Linked DNA regions of Homo sapiens: region 1 is linked to region 2. The links are chromatin contacts, found by Hi-C or POLR2A ChIA-PET in ENCODE. All regions are on one chromosome and are shown on one strand. The core of a region is the stretch at or near the end of the contact, and the rest is flanking DNA. Distances in the headings are between cores, read along the strand shown. Region 1 overlaps NFIB (nuclear factor I B). Region 2 holds the start of LINC01235 (long intergenic non-protein coding RNA 1235).

Region 1 (6,224 bases), core at 527-3,026, 780 kb before region 2:
GAAGGTGGCATCGATTCTTAAGTAAAATGATGTGAGGTGAAATGAGGGGACTCTTCCCCCCTTAAATTTGGAGCAGTGGGAGTTGGGGGTATGTTTACAAACCACTTCTGGAATGTTGAGAACAGAGGCAAGGAAGCATGTGATAACAGTTCCTTACAGTTTTAGGACACAGGGAACACATTTTCCTAAGAGCACAGATGAGGGACATAAAACTCAGCCCAGCAGCTTGGGGTATCAGGAAAGGCCCAGAAAGAGATCCTGAGCAATGCATCTGGGTGGAGACCTGGGTGTCCACATACTGTTATTCATTTAGCACTTTGGACTTTATGCTAAGGGCTATGGGGAAACCACTGAAGGCTTCTGGAGAGAAGCTACATCAGACTTTCATTTTCTGAAGTATTTCGGTTTCCCATGTTACTGTGTAGCAGTGGTTCCCAAAGTTTGGTCCCACGACCAGCAGCACTGGTCTGACCTGTGAGCTTCTGGGAAATGCAGATTCATGGGCCCTATCTGGACCTATTAAATCAGATCTCTGAGGATGGGCCAGAAACTCTGTTAGGACAAGCTCTCTGGGTGATTCTTGTGCATGTTAAAGCTTAAGAACCACTGCTGTGGAGAATGGATGGTGGACCTGACTTAGGAAGTGTTTATTACAGATCCCTTATGTGACTAACAAGGAACCTGGGGGCCCGCGTTAACTTTCCAAAGATCAACCTGCTGGTGGATAGGTAACTTTCCAAAGATAAGTAACTTTCCAAAGATCAACCTACTGGTGGATGGTAATCAAGAAATACCAGTTACCTGACTGTGCCCAGTCTTTCTGCCATGGAAACTTCCCAGGCAGTGAGAAGATTATCATAGCATTTTAAAAAGAAAGGTGTAATTATATGCTATATTACCTTTCAGAAACAGCGCTTACAAAAATACGAATGGAAATAGGCAAATAATGTAGTGCATAAACATGATTGATGTATAATTTTTGATTTTATCACATTTTATATGTGATGCATATTGTGTTTGTGTGTCTCTGAGACTGGAATGGGGAAGCAGGAAGTAGCTGTTATCTTAACTTAAGCTAATTATTCTCTAAGCAGTGAATTTACTAGGGCTATGACCTTGGGTAAAACATTTAATCTCTGTGAGCCTCAATTTCCTTATCTATGAAATGGGGATAGTAATATCTACCTAACACAGTTGTTAGCGTAAGGTGGCTTATGTGAAAGTGTTTTGTAAGTTGTAAAGCATTTAAAGCATTATAAGTGTGAGCAGTATTTTTTTATCATATAACTTAAATCCAATCATCTAGCAAACATTTATTAATTATATTATGTGAAATATTGTAAGTGTAGAGTTTTAAACATGTTTTTTTTTTTTCCCAGAGGAATTATAACCTTTTGAGATGATTACCTAAATTATTCACACTATTACTCAGTGGTGAACCCATTCAAACAATATGGACAATTTTATTAGAAATTCCCAAATCTATATTTTGGATTGAATTTAACCTAGTTGTTAGTTGTTTTCTAACCTTGTTTTAATTTTTATTTTTAGTAGGGATACTTAAGCACATTGTGACATGGTGTACTGTACTTTAGTATGTTTAATGTTGCCCTTAAGGAGATCATTCAGTTTAATAATTAAATGAGTATATAATCATTTGTATAACCTTCCAGGAAAGCAACAAAAGTGCATGAGCAATTTCTAAGTAAAATTAAGTCAGTGAGTGGTTTATGTGACTCATCAACCTTAATGTGAATTGGAGTAGTTTTGCTTTCATCAATTGGAAATAAGTATTCTAATTATTTGTATGAGTCTTTTGGTTGCCCAGTTAAGCAGTTAGATGTTCCTTACAGCCGTAGGCTAGGCTTTCTCAGGGATTTATTAATTTATGCCTCTTTCATGTTAGAATGGTTCATTTTTAAGGAAAGTCCAGTTACCTTTAGAGATGACACTTATTTTATGATAAATGGCAACGTATTTGCATTAACACTAAGGCCATATTCCATTTCATATGGGCTAAATTGCAGCTACCAATAAAACCCAGTGGTACATTATTTTGATGTGGGTATTCTGGTCAGTGGAGAGATCATTCTTTAAACGCTTTAATCTTTTAAATGTCTATTCTTTCTAGAGGCTGAAGAGCTTTCTAAAGTGTATACCTCCTTTATTGAAAGTACAATATTCATGTCACAACTCAAATCACTTTTAATAACAATATGCTATACTGTTCAACTCTGATTTCCTTTTGGAGTCTACGAGAGGGCTGACGTGGAGGGGCCCACCAGCTGGGGAAGCACAGCTCAGACGGCCCCGCAGGGTGGATGGCACAGAATCTGATATAAACGGGTAAACTTCTGGCCATTGCCCTGGTCACCAACTCCTTTGACTTGTTTTGTCCCTGGCTCTGGATTCTGTCTTCTGGATTCAAATTGCAGTTTGTCCAGTTCCGTGCCTTGAGTAACTATACTAGTATTTTTTTAAGGTAGACAATGGGAGTGGTCAAAGCTTTTATCTATTCTCATTATTTTTCAGCACAGTGTCATTTTAAAGTGAGTAGAATTATTTTTTTAACTTTGTTTCTTAACCAGTGTAGACCCAATTTATGTATTCCCTATATCCTGTTTCTGTGCATTTCCTTGCTGTTTCTTACTATCGATCTAGGATAAAATGTATTTCTTTTAAGAAACTTCCCAGGTCCATTCATATCTGAATCCAGGATGTTTTTTGAGTGCAGTTTTTAAAATTGAATTCTAATTCCAGATTTTAAAAATAGCCCAGGTAATATTACTGTTAATCACACAGAAAAACTATTTTTGAATACAATATTGTAGAGGATTAAGCTAAGAGCACTGTTGTTTTGAAATGAAAAATTTTAATTTTACCGCAAGTTTTTCCAGGTTGCAGTGATACTTAACATTGTACAAATACATGTATGTAATTAATACTTTAAATTTTTAGGGAATGATTGTTGAGTATCTGGCTTTCAGTCCAAACAGAGACAAAAATGATCATGTATACAGAGAAGCAGAAATTCAGTACGGTTTCAACCTATTAATTAGACTTTCCTTTACTTTCCTATAATCAAAGGTGAGTAACTTCCCAGAAAATCCACAGTGTACAAGAGATGCGGCTATTTTGATACATATTAGCACTGACACAAATGAAATTTGAAATGGGAAGTTTTTTTAGGACTCAGTGATGAATGTTTACATTTGAAAGTTAAAAATTTTCTTTCTGTTTTTTTCCAGTAAAAATTCAAAACAAATTAAAACAGTGAATGATGTTTTCTATTGTACTTATAGTAATCATCTCTTCTGCTTGAAGTTTTATTATTTGGCCATATAAAGTGACAGATCATTGTAACCAATTTGTGGTTTTAACCATCAGAAGTAATTGACTAACGATGCTATTTATATTTGGTTAGGGATTAATGGAGGGGTGTGGGTGTGTGTTTGTGTGAGTGTGCACATGTGTGTATGTATACTTACATTTTAGCGTATTTTCTTCGTAAGTGAAGTGCCAAAAACAATTTGTAAAGCAATTCTGTTTTTTTTGGTGTTCTCAAACTCAAGGGTTTTAATCACTTTTTAAGTTCATTTTTCGTTATTTTTAAAGTTTTGAATTATTTTTTGCAAAAATCTTAAAGTAAAAAAGAACTTTTATCTCTAGAGTGGAACAGATGAAAAGGGTAGAGATCTTAACCACAAAAAATGTTTTAAATACCCTCTACATTTACTACTTTACACGTACAACTTGGATGCCTCTCTATATATTTAGTTTCATTCAAGTTTTCCAGTTTTCATTCTAAAAAGGAAGCAAAATACAGAATCCTTTTTCCAAAGGAAAATGTTTGTAGTGTCATGAAAAATGAGAACAGATGGCATTGTAAAGCTTTGGGGAGATGTGTAGCGCTTCAATTCAAATTGTTAGGCAAAGTCGGAGACAAATACATAGCTACCAATTGTTGTAGTTATTTATATGACTTAATTCAAGTATGTAAAACAAAAACGTAGAAAGGATAGAATTTTGCTTCTTGTATTAAATAAAAAGCATTTTTGTAATTTATGATCCAGCCCTCACCAAGTGAATGCCTAAGCAACCAGGTTTTTTTTAGGAAAAAAAAAAATAATCAGGAAAAGCAGTTCTAGTCATTTAAAATGTATCCTGTACTTTTGGGTTTCACAGTGGGCAAGTTTACCCAGAGGCAGTGTGACAGCCTATTAGCAAAATAAATAGATCTTCCAAACTTGTAGTCCTCTGCTCTTTTCCCTCCACTTTTAAGTAAATTAGCTTTTCAGTGCGTCTGGGCTTGGGTTGTGGTAGGATGCATTAACTTCTCCCCACACTGTTCTGATTGCGCAGCAAAGCGTCCATTACCAATACCATATCCAAAGTGACGTTTCCATACAGGCTGCCTGCTGTTTCATTCATAACCACAAAACAAACTGAAATGACTTTACTTCTTTTTACAACTTGCAAAGAGTTAATGGACTGTGCTGGCCCCCTGCCAAAACCTTTAAGAAACTTTATTAATGTGTTATGAGGCTGGGACACCATAGTGTGGGATTTTATTGGTTATTCATCTTAATGAATAAAAATATGTATGCACAATTAAAGCCACATTCTCTAGCAATTGCCTTCTAATAAATGTTGAGTCTTTGTCAGTGCCCGTCATTGCATTTGCTTATCGATTGTGATCCTTTTCCTTCCAAATCCTAAAGTTACCAGTAGTGCAATTACGTGAACTTTAAAGAAATACCAGCTTAGTATTGGAAACGAGCAATTATTCAGTGATGAAAAGAACATAAGCATGTCATAAAAATGAATTAAAAATATCTCCATGTCAGAAACAGTAGTTATAATCTGCAGCATTTTTCCCACTATATATGAAAAAGGCTGGGCTGTGATGTATTGATGATTCATAAGACAGAGGCAACATAATTTTGCTGTAGATCATGTAAGAAAGTGATAGTGGAAAAAAATAACTTGTTTACTCTGACATGCTACTTATCAGAAAACATTTCATTTTTGTGTACATTTTTGTTGTTCTTTCATCTCTGACTGTTTCTTCTTTTCCCTTATGGGTGGGGTGTTGCAAGGAAGAGATGAGGGCAGAAATAATATCATATTGGAAACTAAACTTAAAAAAAAGACTGAGTGAATCAGTGGGTCTAGATGAATTTAATACTGGAGTTGTTTGAGAAAAGATGAATATTTTTGCATTTTTTTGAATATATGCTTTGTCCTCTGAATAGAATACTGTATATCTTCAAAACATTGTTGAATGGTCCTCAGTTTATGAGAATAATCCCAAGTACCTAAAATGAGGGAAACTTCCAGGATGTTTTTTGGCAAAATGATTTTCATATTATGGTCATTGGAATAGGATAATTTTATACCACTCTATCAAAAGTACTTGTGAAGAGTCCTTAAGGAAAAAAAAAAAAAAGCTCTTTTAAGTAAAAATACCAGGAAAATGAACACATTACAACTTCAAAGTAGTAAAATAAAAACTTAAGTCACGTCTGTTTTTATGAATTTAGTCGTAATTCATACTCACATTTGAGACATAAAGTAATTTCTTGTTTTGCCACAAGTAGACGTGAGAATAATTCAGTTCTTCTTGAATTAGCAAATTTGGAATGAGGTGTAATTTTTTTCTTTTTTAGTACAATTTAACCTTGATGTCGGAAGGATTGCCAATTGAAAGAAAAAAAATCTAAACTGCCACTACACTGAACACGTATCGATTTACTCTCTTAGTCTTTTTTTTAACACCACGTATTGCTTTGTTGTATAGATGAATTAGAACCTGTCTGGAGTTTAAAAAAATGGCCTACCCTGAGGTCATTAAAATCAGATTACAAATATGGAATAAAAGTGGAAAGATGATTCTAAAATGACTTTTGGGGTATAAAACTATTTAGGGAGTGGGAAGTGACCTTTGAATTTAGATTTTGAACATTGTGTGCAGCTTGTCATCTTTTCAAGTCATCATGCTGAGGCATTTGGCCTTGTGAATCTGATGGTGCTGTGCTCTGTATGGGAACCCACCACCTAAATTCAACCAAGGAAATGTTTGACCTTGGGCTCTTTCCTTGAGTCTCATTTAGCCCTGTGTGAGAAAGTGGTGAACATTGTGTTGGTGGATCTGTCTTTCAGGTGGCAATGGAAACGGGCTCTTCTCTGTGGTCATGTTGTCTCTGTAGATAAACCATCAGACC
Region 2 (6,635 bases), core at 1,262-3,761:
CAAATCCAAGTGTCTGTGATCCAAAGATCCTGGGTTTTCTTAACCGTACATAGACTATCAATTTTATAAATTGTTGATTAATTTCCTGCTGATTCTTCTCTTTGATTGCTATTATAGCATATATCCTTAAATACCTTTTACTTAAATGTCCTTGTAGTTCTCACATATTTATTTTATTTATTTATTTATTTATTTATTTATTTATTTATTTATTTTGAGATGGAGTCTCACTCTGTCTCCCAGGCTGGAGTGCAGTGCCATGATCTTGGCTCACTGTAACTTCTGCCTCCTGGGTTCAAGCAATTCTCATGCCTCAGCCTCCCAAGTAGCTGGGATTACAGGCGCCCGCCATCGCACCCAGCTGATTTTTGTATTTTTAGTAGAGACGGGGTTTCACCACATTGCCCAGGCTGGTCTCAAACTCCTGACCCAAGTGATCCACCCACCTCAGCCTCCCAAAGTGCTGAGATTGCAGGCGTGAGTCACCGTGCCCAGCCCTAGTTCTCAGATATATAAACGGAATAATATACATAATTAGAAACATTAATTTGCCTGTTATTCCCATAAAGGATTTTTTTCTATATACTAAAAACAAAATTTTGGAGGACCAAGTGATAATATTCCAGAAAATCATAGCAATATGGGCTCTTTCAATGACCAACTGAAGCTGAAAAAGCATCCTGGCTGAGGGGAGGAAATATTATTAGCCACTTCCGCTGTCTCACACTAAAACAAAGTACACAAGGAGGAAGTAGAGGTGATGCAAGCAGTGAATGAGAAATCAGGAAAATTTCCATTAAACTCTGCCTAAGTCCTTTAGGGCTCTGTCTCTGTTTTGTTCCTCTTAAGGTTGTCACTTCTATGCCTAATGATTATCTCATTGGTTCCAGGACATTGTTACCATTTACCTCCACTGGATATCTATTTTCTTTCAAAAAGGTAAGAAGCAATTTATGTCCTATTATAATTTTATTTGTAATCTTAATTAATCCTACATGTCCAAGGTAAAGACAGGTAATCATTACGTGTGTGTGTGTGTGTGTGTGTGTGTGTGTGTGTGTGCATATATATATATATATATATATATATATATATATATATATATATCTTGAGTCTACTATCTGGTACACTATTGGGGCTTAAGGAAACAAATAACAACAAAAAATCCAAAAAACACCCATCATACAGCATTTGCTACACTTCTTTTTACTGAAAGTCCTACTACCTACCAATTCACACCCCACCTGCCAACTCCCTCACCTGAAAGCAAGAAGGAATTGTATTTTCACTCCAGCATGTAATTGGCAGATCCATATTTTGTTTTTGCTTGTTTTTTTTCTTTCAGCACAATCAACGTGCCTTTTCCCTGATTTTCTCTGCCAAACATATCAGATTGTGGGAGGTTTATGGATACACAGTACTTCACAGGCAACCTGAAAGGTAGGGAGACTGCGAGGAGATACTGCAAAAAAAAAAGTGTGATGGAGAAAGCATGAGTGACTACTGGAAGACAGACCTGAGATAATTATTGAAGAGATGACAGTGAACATTACCATGATATGTTTCACCAGGTTGTGTTTCAAAGATAATGAAGAACTATTAAATCATTTTATTTTCTTTGAGATATTAAAGAATAAATGAAAGGAATATGCAGATGATAATTATAAATAACAATTATGATAAGTTTGAGTAGCTAGCTACTTTATACAACACTCCAGAAATATTTGTTATGCAAATGCATAAACTCTACCCAGTGGCTTTATAGATCACTGGCATTAGGGCTGGAGCTATTGTGCAGGAATAGGATGGTGGCTTAACTCAGTTGGGGGTCATTTTATTGCCAGTTTAACTGGTGTTAAATTAGTGGGTATTTAACTGTCACTAACACAATTTAGGGCTCAATTCGCCAAAGTATCATTTTTACTAATATTTTAGTGAAAGTGAAGAATCATTCCTCCCGATGCTGTAGTGTCATGCTGAAGGCACCACTGTTCTCTAGTCCACAGTAATGAAACTTGCATTAACAAAAGTGGGCTGGATGCCTACTAAGGAGAAAAATAAACTCCTTGAGAACCTGGTATCTTGCTGTAGTTTATTGCAGTGAAACCATTTTAACATCCCTTTTCACTGAATGAGATTTTTAAAATCCGTAAATCATGAGCCAAAATAGTATAATCCATGCAATATTTCATGGAAGACCTTTGCTGTAAGATTATTGTGTTGAACTCCCAAATTTTTATTTTAGGGAAAAAACACACACGCACACACACGCACGCACACACACACACACACACATTTCCCCACCAACACAAGAAACATGATCAACTCCAAATTCAAAAAGATTTACAAATGCCACAACACAGTTATCTACCAGCAAACATATCATTTCTTTGTTTCATAGGACACCAAGGATGAATAATTCATGAACCCCATTTCACATGCTTATTGTGTCTGGTGGCAAAGACCCCGCCCGCTCAGCCCCAGGAAAGCTCAGGCACTTTGCTGCAGGCACAGTGCTCTGTGCCATCCAGGGACCAGCCGTGTGCTCTCGAGTTACTGGAGCAGCGCAAGCAGCTCCAGTGGTCTCAGCTGTGGAGACAGCTGTTTGCCCACCGTCTGCGATGGCAGAAATGTGTGGTAGGCTTCCCCCTAACAGCATGGCCCCCGCTACACACCACACACACACACAAACAACTCCCAGGCCGTGCATCATACACACACCACCACCCAAGGGGTGAAAGAAGCCCCATCATGTGGGGACCAGAATGAGCAATGCACCACAGTTTAAAAACAACTCTTTATCTTGTATGATAACTACTGGAACAGAGGTGGTAGCCTCCGAACCTAAACCTTGTCATTTATGTATCAAAAGATTTGTGCATGCGTGAAATTCAAAATGATTTATTGTTTAGTTATTGCCTTATTTACTTACTTAATGGATTGATTGATGTGCTAGGATCCCACAGACAACGGAGGCTTTTTTTTTTTTTTTTTTAAGATTGTTTTAAAGGAACTAGATTGCAAGCAAAGTTTCAGTAGCACAGTAAGTCAGCTCCTCCTTACTGGTTTGTATTCATAATGAGTTCCTTTTGGCTCTTGCCTGCTACCTGTCTCTGGCTATTCATTGACACAAAATACTGCACCTTGCACACTGTGAGAAGTGGCAGGGATGAAAGAATATTAAGCACGAAGGAGTAAAATATGCAGAAAAATCTGGATCCTGCAGCACGTTTTAGCCAATAGAAGCATCTATAGTAGTAACTCTTGCATGGTGCTTGGGCTGAAAGCGATAGAGCTGCTTTAACAATGGGAGTTATCAGGATTCCATCTGGCATCATTTCTCGACAGAGGAGGGAGTTGCAGACAGAGGGGTCTCACATTTGAATTCCTCTTGTAGACCTAGTATCATCTGTTTCTCTTACGGACCTTGAACTTACTTTCATTTTATAGGGATATACTACACCTGAACTGGTTCTTGTAATAAAATTATCTAAAAACTTTGAAATAACTGTTATAAGAAAAGTTCCACAAACCTCTTACTAGCTTGCCTCTTGAATTTTATTTATTATTAGGAGTGCTAATTTTTTAATCACTCATGGTGAATAGGAGCAAAATCAAGGAGGGAGGTGCTCAATTTATTTATAGGAATTAGATGGCAAATTTGTGCATAACTCTTATTTGATCGATGTTCTGCGCAAGCGACATTTACGTAGGATCCCTGTAACCTCTTTTCCAAACAAACTCTAATTTGACATAATGCAGCGGAGAATGGCACCAGTCATCGGGCTTGCATCAGAAATGCATTTTATTTGGATTCAATTCAGACTCTTAACGAACTGGTTCCCATAAATGCAGCAGATGGGAGTGAGGCAAATGGAAGAGTGTGTGGGGCCTCACACCCAGCACCCACCACCGCTCCACTGTACTAAAGCCTTTCCTTAGTTAGCTGGTTAGTTAGTTAGCTAATTAGTTAGGCACATTCCAGCTGAAACTTTTAATTATAATTAACATATTTATCCTACCAATCCACCAAATTGAGGCATGAAACACTACAGTCCAGCCAAGGCAAGGAGATTCTTTCCTTCTCTTTCTCTCTTGACTGATTAATGTGGTGAATGCTGCCAGAAGATGGTCCAACGGTTTATAAACCTGGCAAAGCTGAAGCCAGACCTTCTTTTCTAAAGGTCAATTAAAAATGCTAGCTGCACTGTAAACAGAATTCTCCCTAGCAGAATACCACGCAGTGTCCAAAGTGGTCTCTTAATACAAAATATCAATTTGATTTTCCTCAGGAGATTCGCTCTCCTTTTGCAATGCAAATATTTTCAAGTGTACTAAACACGTTTTAGCACCTCAACATAGGCACTAAAACTATTTGCATGCAAAATTACCCAGAGTAGGCAGACAGGCACAAGCTTATGCTAGCACCATATGTGCTAAAGAATTTGAGCCAGGAAACAACTAGTATCTGGACGTTATTTACAATTTAAATTTAATTTTACATTATTATTCAAATGAGAGCTTATATATAAGTCTCTATTAAAATTAATGCTTCATATGGAATGAAATTTCACCTAAAATTATATTTTTAATAGTGCTGGGGGGTTTTGTTCCAACTAGATTTCAACCATTCAAGAAGTATAATACAGCACTTTTGGTCCTTGTCTTTCAACTGTATGAGAGGTTCATTTTTCGTTCTAAAAAGTTCTCTCAGAAAGAATAGCAAAATTAATTTTGATTGGAAGGCCCAGAAATCAACACAAAACATAGACCAGGTCCAACAGATTAAAAAGCATAAGTGATTTGAGAAAATACACACTTCCTGGAAATAGCACAGAACACTGTCCCCACTCAGTTAAAAAACACCTTTTTTTTCTTTCCAAGAAGCTCCACATGTTTTGTGAACAGGGGAAGTGATTTTGGTTTAGCATTTAGTTTGCCAATTGCAATGTGGCATACTGTCCCCAGAAAGTGGCACTTCTTTATGTACTCAGAACACAATTAACCCTATTATTTCTAGTATGCTTTCAGTGTAGCCTTAAGGAGTAATCTTAAATCTATCGGTGACGATCGGGTAGAGAGCTTAATGTTCATCTGTTAATCCGTATCAAAACAGAACACTGCTTTCTTTATCTTTTAGAGTAATTTTCTATTTCAAGTTTGGTAAGATTTCATGTCTTTAATATCATATATTTAAATATGCAATAGTTTATTTTTATGTTTACATTAGGGAGGGGAAACATTTAAGTGAATCAGAATGATTATTTCCAACTCTCTCTTCAAACTTTCTCTTACCTAGGGGGTTTACAACTGAATTCCGAGGCTGGTTGAGAAGTACTACTATCAGAGTAATCCTTTCCCCGGCTGTCTGCTAGGTTATCTGCAGATAGTTACAACTGCAGTTTATGTGTACATTATATATTAAGGTTTATTGAGATAAAGATAATACTTGGTGAAGTGCTTGGAAATTATTACTTATAATCCATTTTAGCTTAAACCTATTACAAAAAGGAGAAGTATATTTTAAACACTAGGCTGTGAATAACTGCTTTTTAAACTATAGCTGTGGAAATGAACTTGGGGTGAAGGGAATATAAGAAAAATCAATATGCTATATTTCACCACAAGGACGGCATCAAATATACCCAGAACATTAACTACAGAGGATTCTTCCTCCTGGATTAGAGATAATCAAACTTATTATCAACCTAATACATACAATTTTTCTTTTGAAAACTTCAAGTATAATTCTAGGTCAAACATCTTTTTTTGCTTTCTTTTTTTATGAGCTGGAGGAAGAAGCTGCTTTCTTTCTTGACTTGCAATCAGTCTCAGAAATGTTGAATCATTGCCTAGGTACATGAACTCAATTCTGAGCAGCTTTAATTTACAGCAGCCAACATTTCTATAACATAAGCTCTCTAAAAGGGGCCCACAGAAGAACCAGAAATCTGTGGTTGTGTAGAAAGTTTAATGGGAATGGAAAATCTCCACGTTTACACGTCTATTCTTGCATATTAATATCATTACATTTAAACTGTGGTTTGATTTCAAACATTGAATTAATTAAGGGAACTTCCAGGTCGAGTTATAATGCCAAATCAAATGCCAACAGCTCCCTCTACTGGCTACTAGGGGAAAACATTTGATCTCTATCAATCAGAAATTTGTTTACTTATTTAAAAAACATCTTCACCAAATTAAATTTTGATTAAAAAATGGCTAAGCTTTTTGGTAAACCTGAAAGATGTTCACTTATAATGATAGCAATACAAATGCTAAGAATTTTAGAAGTGGATAGTTACATGAATTTTCTCGAACTCTCGGCTTCAGGTGATCCGCCAGCCTCAGCCTCCCAAAGTGCTGGGACTACAGGCGTGAGCCACCTCTCCTGCCCAAGTTACGTGAATTTTCTAACATCAGTAAACAACTTCTGCCCTCTCTAAAAAACATCTGGTCATTCCCTTGCCTAGTACCCTCTATTACACAGAATTTGGGTTAGGGTTAAAATATAATTAAGGTTAGGTTTAGGGTTGCATTTTCTCCAACCTGACACAAATATCAAATTTGTTTTCCAGAAGCTGAGAAATCTTAATGGAAATATCAAATTTCTACATGATGCTTCCTTGTCTCTT

Evidence for each region. Hi-C counts contacts between places; a loop is a spot of excess contacts on that map. ChIA-PET counts read pairs that join two places held with the same protein, here RNA polymerase II (POLR2A). Pooled maps may share reads with other maps.
Region 1: a loop to region 2 is called in a pooled map, with 2.7 times the contacts of the local background. The contact joins the enhancer-like site here to the promoter of LINC01235 in region 2. A Hi-C loop is called at or near these places in 1 of 168 maps with a recorded cell type or tissue (posterior vena cava) and 2 of 50 pooled maps. POLR2A ChIA-PET finds 5 or more read pairs at or near these places in 3 of 52 experiments (HCT116, activated CD4-positive, alpha-beta T cell and activated T-cell).

What each region holds. Positions count from the first base shown.
Region 1 is chr9:14,207,788-14,214,011 of GRCh38, reverse strand. The region is part of intron 2 of NFIB (nuclear factor I B); the gene reads left to right. Among named protein-coding and RNA genes, the nearest start is that of NFIB, 100 kb to the left of the region's middle. Within about 2 kb of position 1,776, at least 5 of the 41 ENCODE cell types and tissues checked have a DNase peak (open chromatin) inside an H3K27ac peak, as active enhancers do.
Region 2 is chr9:13,427,205-13,433,839 of GRCh38, reverse strand. LINC01235 (long intergenic non-protein coding RNA 1235) reads left to right here and starts at 2,511. Exons shown (of 3, transcript NR_033863.1): 1 at 2,511-2,637.